2 separate regions of the Homo sapiens genome follow, and region 1 is linked to region 2. The links are chromatin loops, found by intact Hi-C in ENCODE. Cell type or tissue: IMR-90. All regions are shown on one strand. Links, peaks and the distances in the headings refer to the core of each region. The heading gives the core; the rest is flanking DNA.

What was found. Hi-C counts contacts between places; a loop is a spot of excess contacts. Peaks named below come from ENCODE experiments on the same cell type or tissue, not always from the same donor. Only the 100,000 strongest peaks of a DNase experiment are listed, where the experiment ranks them.
Region 1: a loop joins it to region 2, with 2.6 times the contacts of the local background. A loop is called at or near these places in 7 of 110 quality-filtered maps.

What each region holds. Positions count from the first base shown.
Region 1 is chr20:5,732,378-5,744,161 of GRCh38, forward strand. No RefSeq gene overlaps it. Among named protein-coding and RNA genes, the nearest start is that of SHLD1, 12 kb to the right of the region's middle. In IMR-90, for the core only: no CTCF peak of the experiment used is centred there; DNase peaks (open chromatin) are centred at 5,094 and 8,974; H3K27ac peaks cover 2,421 bases.
Region 2 is chr20:5,648,578-5,660,361 of GRCh38, forward strand. It overlaps LOC124904864 (a long non-coding RNA gene), which reads right to left and starts at 8,991. Exons shown (of 2, transcript XR_007067511.1): 1 at 8,768-8,991; 2 at 7,553-7,887. RefSeq lists enhancers at 1,427-1,516, 2,107-2,186, 2,217-2,266, 4,568-4,667, 7,967-8,467 and 1 more. In IMR-90, for the core only: no CTCF peak of the experiment used is centred there; DNase peaks (open chromatin) are centred at 4,304, 6,174 and 8,994; H3K27ac peaks cover 3,781 bases.

The DNA.
Region 1 (11,784 bases), core at 2,086-10,085, 85 kb after region 2:
CTCCCACTGAAGTCCTGCCACCTCCCAGGAGCTCTTGCAGAGGCAGGGGCTGGATCCATCTCTTCTCCTAGTGTTGGGGGGTGAGTGTGTCCAGGGTGGGGAATCCATCATCGCACCCCTGATCTTATCCTAGAAAAAGAAAACTGCTTTCTCTTCCCTCTCTGGGACAATTGATATAATTCTTCTAGACAGACCAGCCCTCTTAAACAAAGGCCTGAGACTGGGGAATGTGTTCGGCCCCTATGTTCCTGGCCAAAGAAGCCCGGAAGTTTATCCTTTCGTTCCAGAATAGAGTGGCAGCAGGGAGATTTCTTTCTTGCTTTTTGGTGATGAGAGAAAGGATAGAAGCAAGGGATTACAGCAGAAACAATGAAAGGGCCGCAAACTCTGCTGGGCTTAGATTCATTCATTTGTTGAACAAATATCTGTTGAGTGTCTATACCAAGTACTGGGAATACAAAAACAAGGTCCTGCTCTTGTGAAACTTAGAGACTGAACAAGGAGATGGTTAGAAATCAGATAATCACTCCAAGACAGCGGTTTTCAACCAGGGGGCAATTTTGCCCTCCAGGGGACATTTGGGAGTATCTGGAGACATTTTTGTCACAACTGCAGGGGCTGCTACTGACATCTAATAGGTAGAGGCCAAGGATGCTGCTGAACAGCCTACAATACACGGAACAACCCCTGTACAATAAAGAATGATCTGGCCCAAAATGCCAATAGTGCCAAGGCTGAGAAACCCTGCACTAAGGCAGTGGTTATCAAAGTGTGCTCCACAGACAGGTGGCATCAGCATCGCCTGGGAACTTGTTGGAAATGCAGATTCTTCAGTCCTATTCTAAACCTACTGAATCAGAAATTCTGGAGGTGGAAGCCAGTGACCTATGTTTTAATGAGCCCTCCAGGGGATTCTGGTGCACACTAATGTTTGAGAACCACTTAATTAAGGAATGGAAGGGATCTATCATTACAAACGGAGACAAATGTTCTGAAGGAAAAGGACTGTACCAATGCTACTCACAAAGCGGATCGGCGGCATCAGCATCATCAGACAGCTCATTAGAAATATGAATTATTGGCAGGGCGCGGTGGTTCACGTCTGTAATCCCAGCACTTTGGGAGGCCGAGGCGGGCGGATCATGAGGTCAGGAGATCGAGACCATCCTGGCTAACACGGTGAAACCCCATCTCTACTAAAAATACAAAAAATTAGCGGGGCATGGTGGCAGGCGCCTGTAGTCCCAGCTACGCGGGAGGCTGAGGCAGGAGAATGGCGTGAACCCGGGAGGCGGAGTTCACAGTGAGCCAAGATCCTGCCACCGCACTCCAGCCTGGGCGACAGCGTGAGACTCTGTCTCAAAAAAAGGAAAGAAAAAGAAAAAAAGAAACACAAATCATTGTGCCCCATCCTAGACCTACTCAATCAAGGGGAGGTGGGTAGGGACCAGATCAAGAAAACCACGAAGGGGGGTGGCATTCTAAGTAATTAAGACTTTACAGGCTGGGTGCAGTGGCTCACACCTATAATCCCAGCAGTTTGGGAGGCTGAGGTGGGAGGATCATCTGAGGTCAGAAGTTCGAGACCAGCCTGGCCAGCATGGTAAAACCCCATCTCTACTATAAATACAAAAATTAGTCAGGCATAGTGGTGGACACCTGTAATCCTAGCTACTCTGAAGGCTGAGGCAGGAGAATTGCTTGAACCCAGGAGGCGGAGGTTGCAGTGAGCCGAGATTGCGCCACTGTACTCCAGCCTGGTCGACAGAGCAAGACTGTCTCAAAAAAACTAAAAACAAAAACAAAAACCCTAGAAGATAGGTGTTGTAGGGGAGAATGATGGAGATAAGGTTGTAGATAGGAAGATGGGAAGCTGAGGTACCTCATGCCTGAAAGCATCCATTTGTCCGGGTTGGCAGAGGTCAGAGAAGGAGGAAGACAATGGCTTTAGAAGATAGTGAAGGTTTAAAGCAGGCTTCATGGGACTGGAAGAGGGAGCTGACCAGGTACCAGTGCACAATTAACCGAGGTGCCAGGGTCTGCTTGAGGGTCAGTGGTCACGTACGTGGCCACTAACTGCAGCTGTGTAGTACTCAGCAGTCTTGGTGTGGGGACTAGAAATATGAAGATTGGCTCAATCTATGAATTTTCTCCAAATTTCATTCCCTGCGACACAGCTCCTCTTTTAATTCTTCTGATTATATGCTGGGGCAGAGACTGTTACTTGAACCCTATTATTCATTCTAACTTAACTGGGCACATGGCTTCCTTGAGTAAAGATTACATTTCTAAGCCTGTCTTCCAAGTTTGATGTGGTCACATGACAAAGTTCTGACTAAAAGGATATAACTGGAAGTTTTGTACATGATTTGATTACCAGTCCTTAAAGGGGCAGGCATGACCATCATTCTTTCTTCCTGTTTCCCCCTGGCTGGAATGCAGACACAATGGCTTGAACTCAAGCAACTGCTTTGGGTCATGAAGGGGAAACCACGTGTTTAAATGGCAAAGAAACAAGATAGAAGAAATCTTAGTCTGGTATGATAATGAAGCCTGTAATCAGCACTGGACCAGCTGCCCCTGGTCCAGTGCTGATTTTTTTACATGAAGAAAAAATCTACATGCACAAGTTTTCTGTTATATGTAACTGAAGCTAATCCGAAATTGTCCGTTCTCCCTGCTCTCGTGGTCAGCCTCACCTGCATTTATATTCTGTCAATTCCAGATGCCTATGTCTTTCTCAACTCCCTGTTTCAGCTTCCTCTGGGTCTTTTTGAATACCTAACTCATGGTTTGACCTGGCATCAGCTCTGCTTGTTCAAATCTCTGATCAAAGGCATACCAAATTTGCCTCTGGGGCATCTCTGTTTATATTTTACTTCTGATTAAATTGCAGTGGAAATCCCACAAATTATTTCTCACTTATTTTTGGTACTGCATCATTTTCATAGTGCTATCAATAACTATGCCATCATGTTTTATAGAAGAAAACGTATGAATTCCTTTATATCTTGTGGGTGGAAAAAGGTATTTCTAACTCAAAGTTGAGATGTAATAAAAGATTAATAAATGTGATAATTTAAAAAGAAGAGGCCAGGCATGTTGGCTCACACCTGTAATCCTGGCACTTTGGGAGGCCAAGGCAGGCAGCTCACCTGAGGTCAGGAGTTTGAGACTAGCCTGGCCAACAAGGTGAAACCCCATCTCTACTAAAAATATAAAAATTAGCTAGGCATGGTGGCAGGCGCCTGTAATCCTAGTTACTTGGGAGGCTGAGGCAGGAGAATTGCTTCAATCTGGGAGGCCGAGGTTGTAGTCAGCCGAGATCGCGCCACTGCACTCCAGCCTGGGTGACAAAGCAAGGCTTCGTCTTAAAAAAAAAAAAAATCACACACACACACACACACACACACACACACACACACGCACGCACACAATAAAATGAAGAAATTTTGCATGACAAAAAGTACAATAAGCAAACTAAAAAATAACCCCACCATAAATAAAGTCAAAAGACAGGTAAATGACTTGGAGGAAATAATTTGCAACATGTATTACATGTGTTATGGATAAAGGGATTAATCCCCTTATCTGTCTATTGAACAAGTTGAGAGGGAGAAATTGGCTGGAGAACAGAAAGGAAGAGAAGGGGAGGGAAAGGAAGAAAAGGGAAGAGAAGGAAGGGGAGAGGAGGGGAGGAGAGGAGAGGAGAAGGAAGGGAAGAAAATGAACAGAGTGAGTATCCTGTGAACATGCTGGGACAGAGGATAGGGCATAGGAAGACAAAAAGGGACTGTCATCAACTTTGGTGCTAAACGAAGGGAAAGAGGAGCAGGTGGCCCAGATCTGGATGGGTTTGGATGTTTAATTGCATGAGGAAGCAAGTCAACAGCTGCGAAGGAGAAGAGGGAAATTTAAAATAATCCTGGTGGAGGGGAGGAGCCTGTATTTGGCTAAAAGACCAGACTCTGTTGAGTGAGTGCAGCTGGTGAGGATGAATTTACAAAGGAGTTGTTGTCCCTATGAGTGACTTTTCCCTGGCAGTTCTTGAGAATAGAGTTATTTGACTTTTTATTGTCTTCTCACGCAAAGGAGTCCCTTCTAATTTGACTTTGTCATTATGGGAACTTTTTCCCTACAGATCCATAAGGAGGAAAGAAATGAAGGGATGGTCAGCAAAAAGCAGTTTAATTACTACTAAAAATAGCATAGGCCGGGTGCAGTGGCTCACAACTATAATCCTAGCACTTTGGGAGGCTGAGATGGGTGGATCACTTGAGGTCAGGAGTTCGTGACCATCCTGGCCAACATGGCAAAACCCTGTCTCTACTAAAAATATAAAAATTAGTTGGGCTCAGTGGCATGTACCTGTAATCCCAGCTATTAGAGAGGCTGAGGCAGGAGAACAGCTTGAACCTGGGAGGCAGAGGTGGCAGTAAGCCGAGATCATGCCACTGCACTCCAGCCTGGGCAACAGAGCGAGACTCCATCTTAAAAAAAAAAAAAAAAAAAGCATAGACAAGGCATGGTGGTTTACGCCTGTAATCCCAGCACTGTGGGAGCCTGAGGTGGGAGGACTGCTTGAGCCCAGGAGTTCAAGACCAGTCTGGACAACACAGTGAAACTCCCTGTGTAGCTAGGCATGGTGGTACATGCCTTGTATTCCCAGCTACTTGGTGGGAAGTGGGGAGGGAGAATAGGGTGGACTGCTAAGGCAGGAAGATCACTTGATCGTGGGAGATCAAGGCTGCAGTGAGCCATGATCGTGCCACAGCACTCCAGCCTGGGTGACACAGTGAAATCCTGTCTCAAAATAAATACAAATTTTAAAAGTATGTTCAATTCATTAAGTTTGTCAAGTAAAACAAGTAAGCAACATCAGACACAGAGAGAGGTAGAAAAACTCAGAAGTTTCTGAAAGGGACATTACGGACAACTGTTAGGGGAAGGCTGGTGGTAAGTTTTTCTTATCACCTTAATTCAGAGGACACTCTCACTACTTTTTGCAACATGGTTGGGTGACTAAGCCCTTGCTCAGAGTTCAAAGTCCTAATGCTATTAATCTCTGAGATGATTCTCTGAAGAGGGTAGGACGCAGATTGTCTACGTCTGAAGTGGCTGTGGGTGCAGAAGATATCTAAACATTTGCAATTTGTTTGTTCCTTCTTTGCCACAACCCCACCCCCACTCCATGCAATCTGCAGATTAAATACACATGAATTGTTTCCTGTTATGAAAATCTCCTCTGCTGGGTGCAGTGGCTCATGCCATGACTGAGATCACGCCATTGCACTTCAGCCTGGGCGACAGGGCGAGACTCCATCCCAAAAAAAAAAAAGAAAATCTCCTCATGCCCAGGGCTCATAAGAATGGCCTTGGGCCTTAGGGGATGGTAAATTACATGCTAAGAGAATGTGAACATGGCTAAGTTATTTTGTAAAGGGGAAAAGGCATTAGGACCTTGGCATCCTTAATGAGAGCAGAATACTGACTAATGCTCCATAGAAAAGATTAGCAAATCTGTAATGACAATATTATTAAAAAGAAAAAAAAAAAGCCAGTCCTCTGGGGTTCAGAGGAAGGAAAAGTCTCAGGTGTCCTGCCTGGAAAGCTATGTCTGCATCTAAGTACTGCCAGAGCCCCAGCTCTGTGGGTCTGCAGGGCTGTGCACCAGAAGACCGAAAAGCTGCTATGGAGTCACTGGTCTGCTTTGATGGGTAGCTGCTGTTTGTTGGGAAACTGCTGTTTTCAGGTAGGGAAGGATGTGATGTCAGGGAGAACCCAGCCAGAGTTGAGATTTCCTTGCTGTTTGAAGGTAGATTGTCAGCGTGGGCTTGTTTCTGTGGGTTATGTTGACCTGGAAGTCTTCCAGCCCTTAGATCCATAGGGCTGGTTCTAGGCAAGAAGGTCTGTGTCTCCCTCCTGAGAAGCCTCCGATACCCCCTGACTCTGGGAGAGACTTCTAGGCATCATTCTAATAACCCAGCTTCAAACTTACTGCCTATGCAGAGAGCTGATGTGAAAGTATTTGCATTTTGAAGGGGGACTCCACAGGACTCAAAGAAATGCATTTCATTTTGTTTTGTTTTAAGATAGTCTCACTCTGTTACCCAGGCTGGAGTGCAGTGGCACAATCTAGGCTCACTGCAACCTCTGCCTCCCAGGTTGAAGCAATTCTCCTGCCTCAGCCTCCTGAGTAGCTGGGACTACAGGCGTGTGCCACCATGCCTGGCTAATTTTTTGTATTTTTTGGTAGAGATGGGGTTTCACCATGTTGGCCAGGCTGGTCTCCAACTCCTGGCTTCAAGTGATCCACCTGCCTCGGCCTCTGAAAGTGCTGGGATTGCAGGCGTGAGCCACCACATCTGTCCAGGAATGCATTTCTAATGGTGGAACTGCAAGTACGTAGAGTGAAAAAGATACTTTGGGCAGGATGTTCTACCCTGTGCTGTTCAAATTACCTGTTAAATAGGAATCAGGTAATTTGTGGGTATTAGTGGGTAGCCACCCACTTCATCCTTTTGAGAGCCTGGCTCTGCCCTTTGGAAGTTTAGAAACATCTGGCTCACCGTTTTTCTGAAAAGTATGCTGACTTCAGTCAGTTGTAAGGACTTACTGATAATGAGTATTTACAACTAGACACTATTAGTGGACAGCAGGTTAAGTGCTTTTCTCTTTCAGAGAAAAGGTTTTATTATCTCCTTTTTTTTTTTTTAGGGGGGGACAGGGTCTCACTCTGTTACCCAGGCTGGAGTGTTGTGGCATGGTGTCGGCTCACTGCAACCTCCATCTCTCAGGTTCAAGCAATTCTCCTGCCTCAGCCTCTCGAGTAGCTGGGATTACAGGCACCCACTATCACACCCAGCTAATTTTTGTATTTTTAGTAGAGACCATGTTTCACCATGTTGGCCAGGCTGGCCTCAAACTCCTGACCTCAGGTGACCCACCCGCCTCGGCCTCCCAAAGTGCTGGGATTACAGGCGTGAGCCACCGTGCCCGGCTGCCTCCTTTTTATAGAACAGGAACAACAGGAGCCCCAGGAGCTGGTGCTGCGGCCTGCAGGAGACATGAAGTTAGCACTTTGCCTCTCTCCTGAGTCTATATGGCCATCCACAACAAAGGAGGAAGCCAATTAAAGATAATAAGCCTAAGGAAAGCGATGTCTTCAGATTATTTTCTACTTCAATTGAGTTGGGGCATCTGAGTTTCTTAATTACACATTTTTCTTTCATTTATGCTTTTATTAGTGATTTTCCATGGCTTGGGCTTTAAGAAAGCCACTTTAGCAACGAGGCACTCTGACACTGGGGTTGTTATAACACACATGAGAGATGTTTCTAAAACACACAGAGGATTTGGGTCACAGCTATTCAGTACAGGGTTGTCTGCTGTATCTATTTTAATGATTTAATAATTAATGAGTTCAACATGCTCTGGTTCAATTTTTTTCTTCAATTAATACTAACTTTCAAATTATTTTCTGAGATTGGGAATAGTAATTGTTATTCATTTTCAGATAATAGCACTCTTCGCAGTTTTTTTTTTTTTTTTTTCGAGACAGAGTCTTGCTCTGTCACCCAGGCTGGAGTGCAGTGGCATTATCTCGGCTCACTGGAACCTCTACCTCCAGGGTTCAAGCGATTCTCCTGCCTCAGCCTCCCAAGTAGCTGGGACTATAGGCACGTTCCACCATGCCAGGCTAATTTTTTGTATTTTTAGTAGAGACGGGGTTTCACCGTGTTAGCCAGGATGGTCTCGATCTCCTGACCTCGTGATCCGCCCGCCTCGGCCTCCCAAAGTGCTGGGAATACAGGTTTGAGCCACTACGCCCGGCTCTTTGCAGTTTTAGTATTTTAATATCTTTTTAGCCAACTCTGCCACATATGAGCTCTGTCACGGCTTATCTATTAATACATTCTCTGCCTCAGTTTCTTCATCTGTAAAAGGGACATAATAATAGTATCTTTTTTTTAAGAGGTGCTGGGGAATGAACCCAGGGAATAACAATATCTTAATCACAGCATTGTAGTGAAGAGTAAATAAAGAAATTCATGTAAATCATGCTCTTATTACAGTTCTGGAACCCTCTACCAAGTTTAGCTATTATTAACATTATTATAATTGTTTTGAATTACAAAATTAGTATGTGCTTGTTATTAAAAAAAAAAAAAAGAAAAAAGTTCAGGCCGAGTGTAGTGGCTCATGCCTATAATCCCAGCACTTTGGGATACTCAGTTGGATCGCTGAGCTCAGGAGTTCGAGACCAGCCTGGACAACATGGTGAAACCCCATCTCAACAAAAAATACAAAAATTAGCTGTGCCTAGTGGTGTGTGCCTGTAGTCCCAGCTTCTCGGGAGGCTGAGGTGAGAGGATCACTTCAGCCTGGGAGGCGGAGGTTGCAGTGAGCCAAGATCGTGCCACTGCACTCTGACCTGGGTGACAGAGTAAGACTCTGCCCCCAACAACAACAACAACAACAAAAGGCGAGGCACTGTGGCTCATGCTTGCAATCCTAGCACTTTGGGAGGCTGAGGCAAGAGGATCATTTGAGGTCAGGAGTTTGAGACCAGCCTGGCCTGGCCAACATGGTGAAACCCTGTCCTACTAAGAAATACAAAAAAATGAGCTGGGCATGGTGGTGCGCACCTGTAATCCCAGCTACTCAGAGGCTGAGGCAAGAAAATAGGTTGAACCCAAGAGGCAGAGGTTACAATGAGCCAAGACCAAGCCACTATACTCCAGCCTGGGTGACAGAATGAGACCCTGTCTCAAAAAAAAAAAAAAAAATTCAAAACAATCTAAAACATAGAGGTTTATAAAGTAAGAAATGATAGCGTCCTCTCTTGACCCAGCCCCACCCAATCCTGCTTTCTGGAGATAACCACTGTATTTGGACCACAGTCTTTCCAGGCATACTCATGCAATGTCTTGGAACTTTGCCTGTCCCATCTAACAAATTGACCATGACATCTCTCCACAGCAGCTCTGCGGGAAGCACCTCTTTACATAATATGGGTATCATCTGACCTTGCCTGATTTGTATGTGGCTCCAGTATGTGTTTAGAGTGTCTTTCACATTACTGTGTAGTTAAACCCTCCTTCTTTTCCTTAGACCTACTGGGTTTTGTCTAATGCTTTTAAAGACCTTTGCAGTCAGGAGCATTGAGAAATACACTTGCCAGGATTGGAAAATGAAGAGGTCCGGTGTGGTGGCCTGTAATCCCATCATTTTGGGAGGCTGAGGCAGGAGGATTGCTTTAGTCCAGGAGTTTGAAACTAGCCTAGGCAACATAGTGAGACCTCGTCTCTACAAAAAATGATAAAAAAAAAAATCAGCTGGGCATGGTGATGTACTCCTGTAATCCTAGCTTCTCAGGTGTGTTAGGTGATAGATCACTTGAGCCCAGGAGGTTGAGGCTGCAGTGAGCTCTAATCATGCCACTGCATTCCAGCCTGGGCAACAGAGTGAGACCGTATCCGGAAAAAAAAAAATCCACTCAAAGGTATTTGTCAAAAAAACAAGTGGATATTCAAAAAGAGAAAAAAAACTGAGTGATTGTTACATCTTTGACAGTGAGATGTTTCTATTAATATGCTTTTTAAGTTGAAAGATAAAGTTGTATATATTTACCATGTACAACATGATGTTTTAAAATACACATACATTATGGAATGACTAAATCTAGCTAATTAACACGGGCATTGCCTCACATAGTTTTCACTTTTGTGGTAAGAACACTTCACATCTGCCCTCTTAGCATTTTCCAAGAATACAATGTATTATTGACTATCACCACCACAATGTATAACAGATCTCTTGAAGTTATTCCTCCTATTTAACTGGAATTTTGGCCATCATCTCTCCAGACTGTCCTCCTCACAACCACCTCATCTCCTGGTAACCACCAGTTTACTTTCTCTCTCCTCTTTTTTTCATTTTTATTTTTTTGAGATGGAGTGTAGCTTTGTCGCTCAGACTGGAGTGCAGTGGCACAATCTTGGCTCACTGCAGCCTCTGCCTCCCACATTCAAGTGATTCTCCTGCCTCAGCCTCCCAAGTAGCTGGGATTACAGGTGCATGCCACCATGCCCAGCTAATTTTTGTATTTTTAGTAGAGACAAGGTTTCACCATGTTGGCCAGGCTGGTCTCCAACTCCAGACTTCAGGAGATCCGCCCGCTTCAGCCTCCCAAAGTACTGGGATTACAGGCATGAGCCCCCATGCCTGGCCCACCATTTTACTCTCTACCTCTGCAAGATCAACTTTTTTGGTTTCTACATTTAAGTGAGATCACACAGTATTTGTCTTTCTGTGACTGGCTTATTTCACTTAACATAATGTCCTCTAGGTTCACTGCGTGTTGTTGCAAATGACAGGAGTTTTCTTTTATGGCTAAATAGTATTCCATTGTTTGTATATACCATATTTTCTTTATCAGTTTATCCATTGATGGACACTTAGACTGATTTCTTTCTTCCTTTCTTTCTTTTTTTTTGAGACAGAGTCTCACTCTGTTGCCCAGGCTGGAGTGCAGAGGCGTGATCTTGGCTCACTACAACCTCCACATCCCGGGTTCAAGTGATTCTCCAGCCTCAGCCTCTTGAGTAGCTGGGATTACAGGCATGCACCAACACACTCGGCTAATTTTTGTATTTTTATTACAGACGGGGTTTCACCATGTTGGCCAGGCTGGTCTCAAACTCCTGACCTCAAGCGTTCCATCCACTGTGGCCTCCCAGAGTGTTGGGATTACAGGTGTGAGCCACCGTGCCCAGCCTGGTCAATTTCATGTCTTGGCTATTGTGACTAGTGATGCAAAGAACATGGGAGTGCAGATATCTTTATGAGGTAGTGATTTATTTTCCTTTGGATATATACCTGGTAGTGGGATTGCTGGATCTTATGATAGTTCTATTTTTAATTTTTTGAGGATTTTCTATAATGCTTTCCAAAATGACTATACTACTTTACATTTTCACCAACAGGTACAAGGGTTCCCTTTTCCATCCTCACTAGCACTTGTTACCTCTTGTCTTTTCTTTTTTTGTCTTTTTTTTTTTTTGAGACGGAGTCTTGCTGTTGTCACCCGGGCTGGAGTGCAATGGCATGATCTTGGCTCACTTCAACCTCGGCCTCCTGGGTTCAAGCAATTCTCCTGCCTCAGCCTCCCGAGTAGATGAGATTACAGGTGCCCGTCACCACTCCTGGCTAATTTTTGTATTTTTAGTAGAGACAGGGCTTCACCATGTTGGCCAGGCTGGTCTCAAACTCCTGACCTCATGTGATCCACCCGCCTATGCCTCCCAAAGTGCTGGGATTACAGGCGTGAGCCACTGCACCAGCCCGGCCTACAGTGTGTCTTTTTGATAACAACTATTCTAACCGGTGTGAGGTAATATCTCACTGTGGTTTTAATTTGATTTTCCTTGATTATTAATGATGTTGAACTTTTTTAATACATCTATTGGCCATTTGTATGTCTTCTTTTGAGAAATGTCTATTCTGATCCTTTGGCCATTTTAAAATCAGGTCATTTCTTTCCTTGCCATTAAGTTGTTTGAATTCCTTATGTGTTTTGGATATTAACTCCCTATTAGATGCATAGTTTGCAAATATTTTCTCCCATTCTGTAGGTTGCCTCTTCACTTTGTGGTTTGCTGTGCAGAAGCTTTTAGGTTGATGTAATCCCATTTGTCTATTTTTGCTTTTGTTGCCCATGCTTTTGGAATCACTTCAAAGAGTCATTGCCCAGGCCAGGCGTGGTGGCTCGTGCCTGTAATC
Region 2 (11,784 bases), core at 1,255-9,254:
GCGAGCTGAGATGGCACCTCTGCACTCCAACCTGGGCAACAAAGTAAGTTCTTGTCTAAAAACAAAAACAAACAAAAACCTATCACTTCTATTATTACTATTATTATTATTATTATTATTATTATTATTATTATTTTCTTTGAGATGGAGTCTTGTTCTGTCACCCAAGCTGGAGTGCAGTGGTGCTATCTCAGCTCACTGTAACCTCCACCTCCCGGGTTCGAGCAATTTTCCTACCTCAGCCTCCCAAGCAGCTGGGACTACAGGCACGCACCACCACGCCCAGCTAATTTTTGTATTTTTAGTAGAGACAGGGTTTCACCATATTGGCCAGGCTGGTCTGGAACTCCTGACCTTGTGATCCACCCACCTCAACCTCCCAAAATGCTGGGATTACAGGCATGAGCCACTGTACCCAGCCAAAAACCTATGACTTCTAATTCAACTTTTTTGTTGTTGTTGTTTTCGAGACAGGGTCTCGCTCTGTTGCCCAGGCTGGAATGCAGTGGTGCCATCTAGGTTCACTGAAGCCTTGACAGCCCGGGTTCAAGTGATTCTCCTGCCTCAGCCTCCCAAGTAGCTGGGATTATAGGCCTGCACCACCACATCTGGCTATTTTTTTTATTTTTTGCAGAGACAGGATTTCACCATGTTTCTCAGGCTGGTCTTGAACAGGCCTGGGACACTGTACCTGGCCTGAAATTTTTGTTTTAAAAAATCATTGACCAATTTTTTTGTTTTGGAGTTTTGATAAAACAGAGTAGAATTTTCCTACGTTCTTTTTTTTTTTTTTTTTTGAGACAAAGTTTCACTGTTGTTGCTCAGGCTGGAGCACAATGGTGTGATCTTGGCTCATTGCAACCTCCGCCTCCCGGGTTCAAGCGAGTCTCCTGCCTCAGCTTCCTGAGTAGCTGGGATTACAGGTGCCCGCCACCACGCCCAGCTAATTTTTGTATATTTAGTAGAGACGGGGTTTCACCATGTTGACCAGGCTGGTCTTGAACTTCTGGCCTCAGGTGATCCACCCTTCTCGGACTCCCAGTGTGCTGGGATTACAGGCATGAGCCACCGCACCCGGCTCCTACATTCTTAATGAATGACTGTATTAGAAAATGAGGCCGTGGTGGCTCACGCGTGGGCCTGTAATCCCAGCACTTTGGGACGCCGAGGCAGGTGGATCACGAGGTCAGGAGTTCAGACCAGCCTGACCAACATGGTAAAAACCCATCTCTACTAAAAATACAAAAATTAGCCTGACATGGTGGCTTGTGCCTATAATCCCAGCTACTTGGGAGGCTGAGACAGGAGAATCGCTTGAATCTGGGAGGCGGAGGTTGCAGTGAGCTGAGATCACGCCACTGCACTCCAGCCTGGGTGACAGAGCGAGACTCTGTCTCAAAAAGAAAAGAAAAGAAAAGGAACAACAACTGTATATTTTAGGGAGAAAAACTGAAAGAAAGAAATTAGGCCAGGCATGGAGGCTCACGTCTGTAATCCTGACACTTTGGGAGACTAAGGCAGGAAGATTGCTTAAGTCCAGGGGTTGGAGACCAGCCTGCGCAACATAGTGAGACCTTGTCTCTGCAAGAAAAAAATAAGATAAAATTAGCCTGGCATGGTGGCTACTTAGGAGGCAGAGGTGTGAGGATTGCTTGAGCCTGGGAGGTTGAGGTTGCAGTGAACTGAGAACACGCCACTGCACACTAGCCTGGGTGACAGAGCGAGACCCTGTCTCAAAAAAAAAAAAAAAAAAGAAAAGAAAAAGAAATAAAAAGAAAGAGAGAAAAGAAAAAAGGAATAAAGAAATTAGTTTTTCCACTCTGAAGTATATTTGACTCACACCACAACCCAGGAAGAAACCCAAGGGTGCTTTTGTAGCAACTGTTTATCAATAGAAAAACATTTAGTAAAACTCAACTCTTACTGCTGTGACATGTATGTAGATTCTACTTCCTTATTCTCTTGAAAAGGTGACACTGTCAAATCTCTTTATTTTTCTTTCACTCAGCTGATTAGTTCTCACCAGACATTTACGTTGGTCTGTGCGACCTCCCCTTTCTGTGCTCATCCTCCACCTTAGAGGTCTACACCACATCCCTTCCAATTATCTTTTCTCCTCCATCCAAGCCTGTTCTTGAATAAGTTCACTTTAGCATAAATACCTAATGATTAGACCTTTCTTTTTGCCTTATGATTATTGTTATTATTATTGAGATGGAGTCTCCCTCTGTCACCCAGGCTGGAGTTCAGTGGTGCAATCTCAGCTCACTGCAACCTCTGCCTCCTGGGTTCAAGTGATTCTCGTGCTTCAGCCTCCAAGTAGCTGGGATTACAGGTGCACACCACCATGCCCGGCTAATTTTTGTATTTTTAGTGGAGATGGGGTTTCACCATGTCGGCCAGGCTGGTTTTGAACCCCGTCTCGGCCTCCCAAAGTGCTGGGACTACAGGCCTGAGCCATCACAACTGGTTTTGCTTTAATATTATTATTATTGTTGTTATTATTATTTTTGAGACGGAGTCTCACTCTGTTGCCCAGGAGGGAGTGCAGTGGCACGATCTTGGCTCACTGCAACCTCCACCACCCGGGTTCAAGCAGTTCTCCTGCCTCAGCCTCCCAAGTAGCTGGGATTACAGGCGCCCACCACCATGCCTAGTTAATTTTTGTATATTTAGTAGAGATGGGGTTTCACCATGTTGGCCAGGCTGGTCTCAAACTCCTGACCTCAAGTGATCCACCCACCTCGGCCTCCCAAAGTGTTGGGATTACAGGCATGAGTCACCACACCTGGCTGGTATGTGTATTTTAGCCGGAGGAAAGACATTAGGATACAAAAATGAATCTCTAATGGTGAAATTTGCAACCCTTTCATGGTAAAGAAGATAAATCTGAGGCACCAAGAGGCTGAAGTGACACTACTGGCTGCTGGCGTCTTGAGCTGGAGCCCCTTCTTTCTCGTCCCACACCACGCTTCTCTCTTGCCACCTTGACATCCTGCCATGCAGCAACCCCTACCAAAAAATGCACTTGGATGTTATGGACCTGGGTATGCGAAAGCAAACTAAATCTCGTGACGCCAAAGTAACTAAGCCAAAGGGAAAAGTCAACCTGGGAACTGCGTCAGGCAAACCTGCCTCCCATTTTATTCCTAAATAAGATAGCTACAAAGATTTAAAAAAAAAAAAAAAAAAAGCTACATACCTCCCTTGCAGTTTGCCCACAAAGAAATTCCCTGTGAGCCTCAAGATCTTTACTCTAAAATAGTTCTGTTGGATTTCACCCTGGCAATGTAAATTGAAAGCTATCTTCACAGGTGTGGGACAAAGGCCAGAAATCAAAGTCATCCCTCTGCTCACCTGAGACAAATGTGTATCTAATTGCCCTACTGTTTATGGAAAAATGCAGATTCACTGAGCCAGGCTAAGGCATAAGTGACTATTCCTCTACCCTGCTCTCACATGTAAATTGTGTATTCAGCGAAAGGCTGATCAGGGACTCAAAATAATGCAACCGTTTGCATCTTATCTACCTAAGACCTGGAAACCCCTGCTTTGAGTGGTTCTACCTTTCCAGACCGAACAAATGTACATCTTAAATGTATTGATTGTTATCTCATGTCTCCCTAAAATATATAAAGCCAAGCTGTACCCTGACCACCTTGGGCATATGTCATTAGGACCTCCTGAGGCTGTGTTACTGGCAGGTCCTTAACCTTTGCAAAATAAACTTTCCAATTTTTTTTTTTTTTTTGAGACAGAGACTCACTTTGTCACCCAGGCTGGAGTGTAGTGGCACAATCCCAGTTCACTGTAACCTCTACCTCCCAGGTTCAAGCAATTCTCCTGCCTCAGCCTCCCAAGAACCTGGGACTACAGGCATGCGCCACCATGCCCAGCTAACTTTTGTATTTTTAGTAGAGACGGAGTTTCACCATGTTGGCCAGTTTGGTCTCAAACCCCTGACCTCGGGTGATCCCTCTGTCTCAGCCTCCCAAAGTGCTGGGATTACAGGCGAGAGCCACTGAGTCTGGCCCAATTATGCTTATAACTCAATAGTCAGTTTTCTGGATTCCTGAAGCGCAGCACTTTAAATTATATGTAGGGCACTGAAGGATTGTTTGACATCCACACCCTGGATCCCACCAGTTCCCTAGGCCTGAGAGGCCTGTCTCTCACTTCTTTGCCTTGGACTGCCACACCATTTTTCAGCCTGTCCCCCATGTCCCATCCCCCCAAATCTCCATGATTCACAAGGTATGTGAGTGTATCAGATTTCATTAAATGGTTGTGGTAATCTCAAACTACGTACGAAATATATGAGTAAAGCATATAAGAATTAGGCTATGTAAGAAGTTTCCTCTTGTTAAAGGGAAAATCTGGCTGGGCATGTTGGCTCACACCTATAATCCCAACAATTTGAGAGGCCAAGGTGGGCGGATCACTTGAGGTCAGGAGTTTGAGACCAGCCTGGCCAACATGGTGAAACCCCATCTCTACTAAAAATACAAAACTTAGCTGGGCATCGTGGTGCATGCCTGTAATTCCAGCTACTCAGGAGGCTGAGCCTGGAGAATTGCTTGACCCTGGGAGTGGAGGTTGCAGTGAGCCGAGATGGCACCACTGCACTCCAGCTTGAGTGACAGATGGAGACTTTGTCTCAAAAAAAAAAAAAAAAAAAAAGGAAAATCTGAAAAGTTCAAATCTTCACTGGGTTTTCTTGTTGGCACACTTCAGTTTCTAAATCTTCCCCCACCAACTCACTTCCTACTTCCTGTCGAACATCCTCTTTGACTGCCATGCATAGCTCTATAGCCCATTCAAAACCCCAGCCCCTGCCCACAGGACTTAGTTTTGGGTCCTTGTCTATGTCCCTCCCTGAGCAGAAGACATGGTCCTGAAACTGATTTACTAGGTCTGGAGTAATGCCTTGGGGCAAGGGGGTCAGGACAGTTCTCGAAGTCTTGGCATTCCTAATCTCATCAAAGAGTCCAGTGTGGATGTGGATGCCCTAACTCCAAATCTTCCTACCAGTGTAGTTGCAGATACAACTCTTAATTTCTTTTTTTGAGACAGAGTCTAGCTTTGTTGCCCAGGCTGGAGTGCAGTGGCACAATCTCGGCTCACTGCAACCTCTGCCTCCCCAGTTCAAGCAATTCTCCTGCCTCAGCCTCCCCTAGTAACTGGGATTACAGGCTTGTGCCACCATGCCTGGCTAATTTTTTATATTTTTGGTAGAGACAGGGCTTCGCCATGTTGGCCAGGCTGGTCTCGAACTCCTGACCTCAGGTGATCCACTTGCCTCAGCCTCCCAAAGTGCTGGGATTACAGGTGTGAGCCACTGTGCTCAGGCACGACTCTTAATTTCTTAGTTGCCCACCAGGGAACCGAAGGATCATATACACACAAACACACACACATAGTCTCCTAAAGACAAACATAAATTCTCAGTGCGGTCTAAGTGCAAATGGAGGAAGTAAAATGTTTTCCAAACACCCCCTATAATTTGCACAGTTTCTGTTCCCCTATGAATATACAATTTCACATTTCTTTTTTTTTTTGAGACGGTGTCTCGCTCTGTCACGAGGCTGGAGTGCAGTGGCGTGATCCTGGCTCACTGCAAGCTCTGCCTCCTGGGTTCACGCCATTCTCCTGCCTCAGCCTCCCAAGTAGCTGGGACTACAGGTGCCCGCCACCACGCCTGGCTAATTTTTTTTGTATTTTTTAGTAGAGATGGGGTTTCACCGTGTTAGCCAGGATGGTCTCAATCTCCTGACCTCGTGATCTGCCCGCCTCAGCCTCCCAAAGTGCTGGGATTACAGGCGTGAGCCACTGTGCCTGGCCTTCACATTTCTGTATAAGGCAATATTAATTCCTTTTCTTAATTTGCCTTCCCCTTTCCCCTTTCCAGTTGTGTCTTCTCAAGCCTGTTTGGAATATGAAAGAGGTCTGTGACTGAGCTGCTGTGCCTCTCAACAACTGCTGTCAGCTACACAAAGACCCAGCTAAAGCTCCAAAATGAATATTGTGTGTGTGTGTGTGTGTGTGTGTGTAGTTATTACTTCGGGCTATTTGTCCTACATATATTCTATTTCCTGCTTTTTAACAAAAGTCTTGTGACCCAAAGCTGATTCAAGGTATCCATTATTCAGAGTAAATAGAGAGTCATAGTCATCAAATTCCACATGAGATCCTCTGAACTCTTGTGAGTGCAGAGGGAGAGGCTCCCTAAGAACTACAATAGAGATAATAATAGTGCTTACCTCATGGGGTTGTTGGGAGGTTTCAGTGACTCATATATAACGCAAGTGTACACACAGAATCTGTAAGTAAAATGCTAAGCATGGTACCTGGTAAGTGCTTTATACGTTTTTAAAAATTATTATTATGTATATCATAGCTACAGTTTCTACACAGGATTTCAAATTTTTTTTTTTTTTTGAGACAGAATCTCACTCTATTGCCCGGCTGGAGTGCAGTGGTGCGATCTTGGCTCACGGCAACCTCTGCCTTCTGGGTTCACGTGATTCTCCTGCCTCAGCCTCCTGAGTAGCTGGGACTACAGGTGCACACCACCATGCCTGGCTAATTTTTGTATTTTTAGTAGAGACGGGGTTTCAGCATGCTGCCAGGATGGTCTTGATCTCTTGACCTTGTGATCCACCCACCTCAGCCTCCCAAAGTGCTGGGATTACAGGCATGAGCCACTGCGCCTGGCCAGGATTTCAATTTTTTAAAATGGCACTGCTCACTTCGGGAGGCCGAGGCAGGAGGATTGCTTGAGGCTAGGAGTTTGAGATCAGACTGGGCAACATAGCAAGATGCTGTCTCTACAAGAATTTTAAAAATTAGCCAGGCATGGGCATGGGGGCACGTGCCAGGAGTCCCAGCTACTCAGGAGGCGAGGTGGGAGAATTACTTGAGGCTAGGAGTCTGAGGCTGCAGTGAGACATAATTGCATCACCGCACTCCAGCCTGGGTGACAGAGCAAGACCCGTCTCAAAATAATAATAATAGTAATAAATAATAAAAGGTCATTGCTTTAAAATTGTTTGAAAACCTCAGCTCTGGATCAAACTTCAAAGTACAGGCTGAAGGAAAGTATCAATTGTCAAAGAAAGACCTTTGTACCTTCAAGGAACCCATGCTTAAAGAAAACACACTCTCTTTCATCATGTAAATCAGCCATGGGTTTTGAAAACCATAAGAATCAGGAACAGGCCAGGTGCAGTGGCTCATGCCTGTAATCCCAACACTTTGGGAGGCTGAGGCCAGAGGTTTGCTTGAGCCCAGGAGTTCAAGACCAGCCTGGGCAAAATAGTGAAACCTCATTTCTACAAAAAATTAGCCAGGCTTAGTGGCACACACCTATAGTCCTAGCTACTCATTCAGGAGGCTGAGGCAGGAGGATCACTTGAGCCTGGGAGGTTGAGGCTGCAGTGAGCTATGATCTCGCCACTGCACTCCAGCCCGGACAACACTCTGCACTTCATTCTGGACAACAGAGCAAGACCCTGTCTTAAAAAAAAAAAAATCAGTAACATTTGTGGAGCACTTTCTATGTGCTGAATGCATTGATGGTTTATTCTCTAAAACATCCCCATAAGGTAGGCTGCAGTATCATTAATGCCATTTTACAGATGGGGAACTTGAAGTCAACTAGCCTAAGAGTAAACATATTGGCTCACAAATTGGGAAATCCAGGGGAAGGCTGTCTTCCGATGTGGCTGGGCAGGTGTAGTGTGAGCCAGTAGGTCAAATCTTGTGATTATTTCTCGCCTTCTCCTTCCCAGGTCAGCTGTGATCTCAGCAAGCGTCTTTCCTCATCAAAGGCTCCATGCACGTTCCTCATTCACATCCAATGATGTAGAAACTTCTCTTCTGGTGGATCTTTTGGAAAATTAGGAAAGCTACTTTTTTGTTTGTTTGTTTTTTGAAACAGTCTCGCTCTGTCCCCCAGGCTGGAGTGCAGTGGCGCGATCTCGGCTCACCGCAAGCTCCGCCTCCCGGGTTCACGCCATTCTCCTGCCTCAGCCTCCTGAGTAGCTGGGACTACAGGCGCCCGCCACTACTCCCGGCTAATTTTTTTGTATTTTTAGTAGAGACGGGGTTTCACCGTGTTAGCCAGGATGGTCTCGATCTCCTGAGCTCGTGATCCGCCCACCTTGACCTCCCAAAGTGCTGGGATTACAGGCGTGAGCCACCGCGCCCTACCGGAAAGCTACTTTTTTGAAAGGCTTCAGCCGGCTTCTCATTGTCTCACTGCCCTGATTCAGAAATAACTGTGGCCCAGGGAAGGAGGAGAGGCTGGCTTTTCCTAATGCCTTAAACCTGAGGCTGAGTATGGAATAAATCACTCCAAAATTGCACTCCATAAATAGGGGAGGAACTTCCTTTGGGAAGTTCAGAGTTGTTGCAGATTTGTATCCCAGGAGCTGATTCTGAGAAGAGCATTCATGTGCAGGTTTATTAGGGGGTGTCCTTAAGACCTGCACCTGTGGAAGGGAAGGCCAGATAGCAAGAGAGGGCACAGGGAGAAGCTGGGCTGCGAGGCAGAGTAAGGGCTGCAGCCAGCCAGGTGACCCTTCAGACGTGCCTGCATTGGAGCAAGGTGGGCGGGAGTGAGGGGGCCAGGCCTTTCTCCCATCCCCTCCACAAACCAGGTATGGTCTGTGGGATGCCCAGGAAGGAAGCAAAGCCTGGAGTGGGGTGGGTGGCCCCTTTTTTAGAAGAGGGTAGTTCCTGGAGAGGCAATCAGCCATCAGCTTACAACACTTCCAGCAGCTGAGAGAAGAAATCCTTCCAGCCCGAGGAGGAATCTGGGCAGCACATCCCAGGAATCTGGAAGCAGTCATGGAAAAGGAAACAAGTCACTGAGAGGCCAATCCTGGATCTCAACTCAGTCCTTTCAGAGGCCACTGCTACAGCCCCCACCTCATCGCTTCCTGTTCAATGTATGCTGATTTCTACACACTGACCGCTGTAGGCATTTCTGGAAAGAATCCCAGATCAGAGTTTTTAAGTATCAGCTGCCTATCCACGTGTGTCTTGTGAGCAACTAAGAGGGCTGAAGGCAAGGAGGAAACCGGTGGTGATACACCTCATTGGGTGGTTAAAGAGACAAGATGTCTGGCCAGACTCTCACCAGAGAACTGTCCAGTCTGAACAAATGAGGAACGTGAAGAACTTGGAAAGGTTACAAGGAAGTCACCGCGATGATGAATGTTTTCCTGAACCAGCACGGACAGGAAAGAGCAAAGGCTGCAAATCAGGGCTGACCTTGGTGATCTCCGTCTTTTACATTGGGATGCAGAATTCAGCATGCAACCACATGCAATTTACAAGCACAGGCTCCTTCTGGGAAATGTGCCAAATTAGTTCATTCCTGACAAAATAATTAAAATCCTACAAATATTAGGCTCATGCATTTAGCCATTTTATTTCAGCTGTTTTGTGTGTTCATAGATAGTGAAATTAAAAACACTTGTGGCCTGGCATGGTGGGTCACACCTGTAAACCCAGCACTTTGGGAGGCTGAGGCAGGAGGTCTGCTTGAGCTCAGGAGTTTGAGACCAGCCTAGGCAACATAGTGAGATCTTGTCTCTGCAAATATTATTTAAGCTCACAACTATAATCCTAGCCCTTTGGGAAGCCAAGGCAGGTGGATCACTTGAGGCCAGGAGTTCGAGACCAGCCCAGCCAATGTGGTGAAATCCCATCTCTACTAAAGATACAAAAAAATTACAGGTGCACACCTGTAGTCCCAGCTACTCGGGAGGCTGAGGCACAAGAATCATTTGAACCTGGGAGGTGGAGGTTGCAGTGAGCAGAGATGTGCCACTGCACTCCAGCCTGGGCAACAAAGCAAGATTCTGTCTCAAAAAAAAATTATTAAAAAAATTATCCAGGGGTGGTGGCGCACACCTGTGGTCCCAGTTACTTGGGAGGCTGAGGTGGGAGGATCACTTAAGCCCAGGAGGTGGAGGCTGCAGTGAGCTATGTTCATGCTACTGCACTCCAGCCTGGGAGACAAAGCAAGACCCTGTCTCAAAAATGTAAAATTAAATATTTTAAAACAGGACAACATTACAAAATACAAATAAAAACACGTGTATTGGGGTCAAGCACAGGGACTCATGCCTGTAATCTCAACACTTTGGGCATATAAAGTGGGAGCATCACTTGAGCAGAGGAGTTTTGGGCCGGCCTGGGCACTGTAGTGAGATCCTGTCTCTACACAAAATAAACATTAAAAATTAGGAGGCTGGGGCGGGAGGATTGTTTGGACCCGGGAGTTCAAGACCAGCCTAGGCTACATAGAGAAACTCCATCTGTATTGTTAAAGAAAAAAAAATTAAAAATTAAAAAAAAAAAACATGTATTGGAAGAAAATACTCTGGCAGCTTCAAAACACCTGACAAGAGGGGGAAACCCTGATACAGCTTCAGAACTTCAGCCCATGGAAGCTGCATTCAACAAACTACTGAATCATGTCTGGTTCCCATGGCAACAGCCCTGAAGCGGCTTCACTGAACAAGACTGAATGTGATCAACTGCCAACATGGAAATATCAACCCTTCCTCTTTGTTTTTCAGCATTTCTCTCACTGACATTCTGTGTTGCAAAGCAGGCCTTGGAACGCTGCCCGTATCTCCCTCCTAGATTCACCAAATTTCAGCGGTGAAGCCCCCCTCCACTGCATTTTTAGTGTAGAACCTTGCCAGGGTTGGGGGTGGGGGAGGTGGGGGCCACTGCATACATTCTAAAGGACAAGGAAAATAATTTCAGATAGTTCCTTACCCACCCATGTCCCTCACTAAGAGCCCTGGTTTTTCTCTCAGGCAGTAACGCTTCTTTCTGTTGGACTCAAATCAGCATATTTATGTTCCATAGCAAGACAGATTTCCTAAGTAAGAGAGAAGCTATTTTTAGAGGATCTTGAAAGGGGGGAAGATCTCAGAAACGACCTAAACTTAGATCCAGCTTTTGGTACAGTGTGCCTCACAGGGACATAGACTGCACGTGCACAAACATTTCTTGCAGCCTGTTATAAACTTCCTGAGATGCCCTCAAAGCCTGCGCTGGGGTGGGGCCCAGAGCTTCCCCCTGGAGGTGCCATAGATCCTTGCCCTTCTTTCCCTTTAAGAACAGCACACTGTCAGTTCTCCAGCTCTTGAAGAGCCCTACAATGAGGTCAGACCATATCAGTGGTACATCTGGGCTGTCTGTCAGTGCATTTGGGTGAGTTCGCTTCGAGGGAAAGAATGTCAGCCGTAGTGAGTTTGTGGTTAGAGAGTCACTTGTAGATATGAGTGTGGACCCCACGCTGGAGTGCAGTGGCACCATCTCAGCTCACTGATGGAATATTTGATGATTTCTATCACCAAATGAAGCCAGGGGATGGGTGTGTGGGAGGTTATGATACTATTCTCACTACCATGGTGGATAGTGAGCATAAAAATTACACGTGGCCAGGTGCGGTGGCTCACACCTGTAATCCCAGCACTTTGGGAGGCCGAGGCAGGCGGATCACCTGAGGTTGGGAGTTTAAGACCAGCCTGACCAACATGGAGAAACCCCGTCTCTACTAAAAATATAAAATTAGCCCGGCATGGTGGCGCATGCCTGTTATCCCAGCTACTTGGGAGGCTGAGGCAGGAGAATCGCTTGAACCTGGGAGGCGGAGCTTGCAGTGAGCTGAGATGGTGCCACTGCACTCCAGCATGGGTGGCAGAGTGAGACTCTGTCTGAAAAAAAAAAGAAAAAAAAAAAAAAGAAAGTACACAT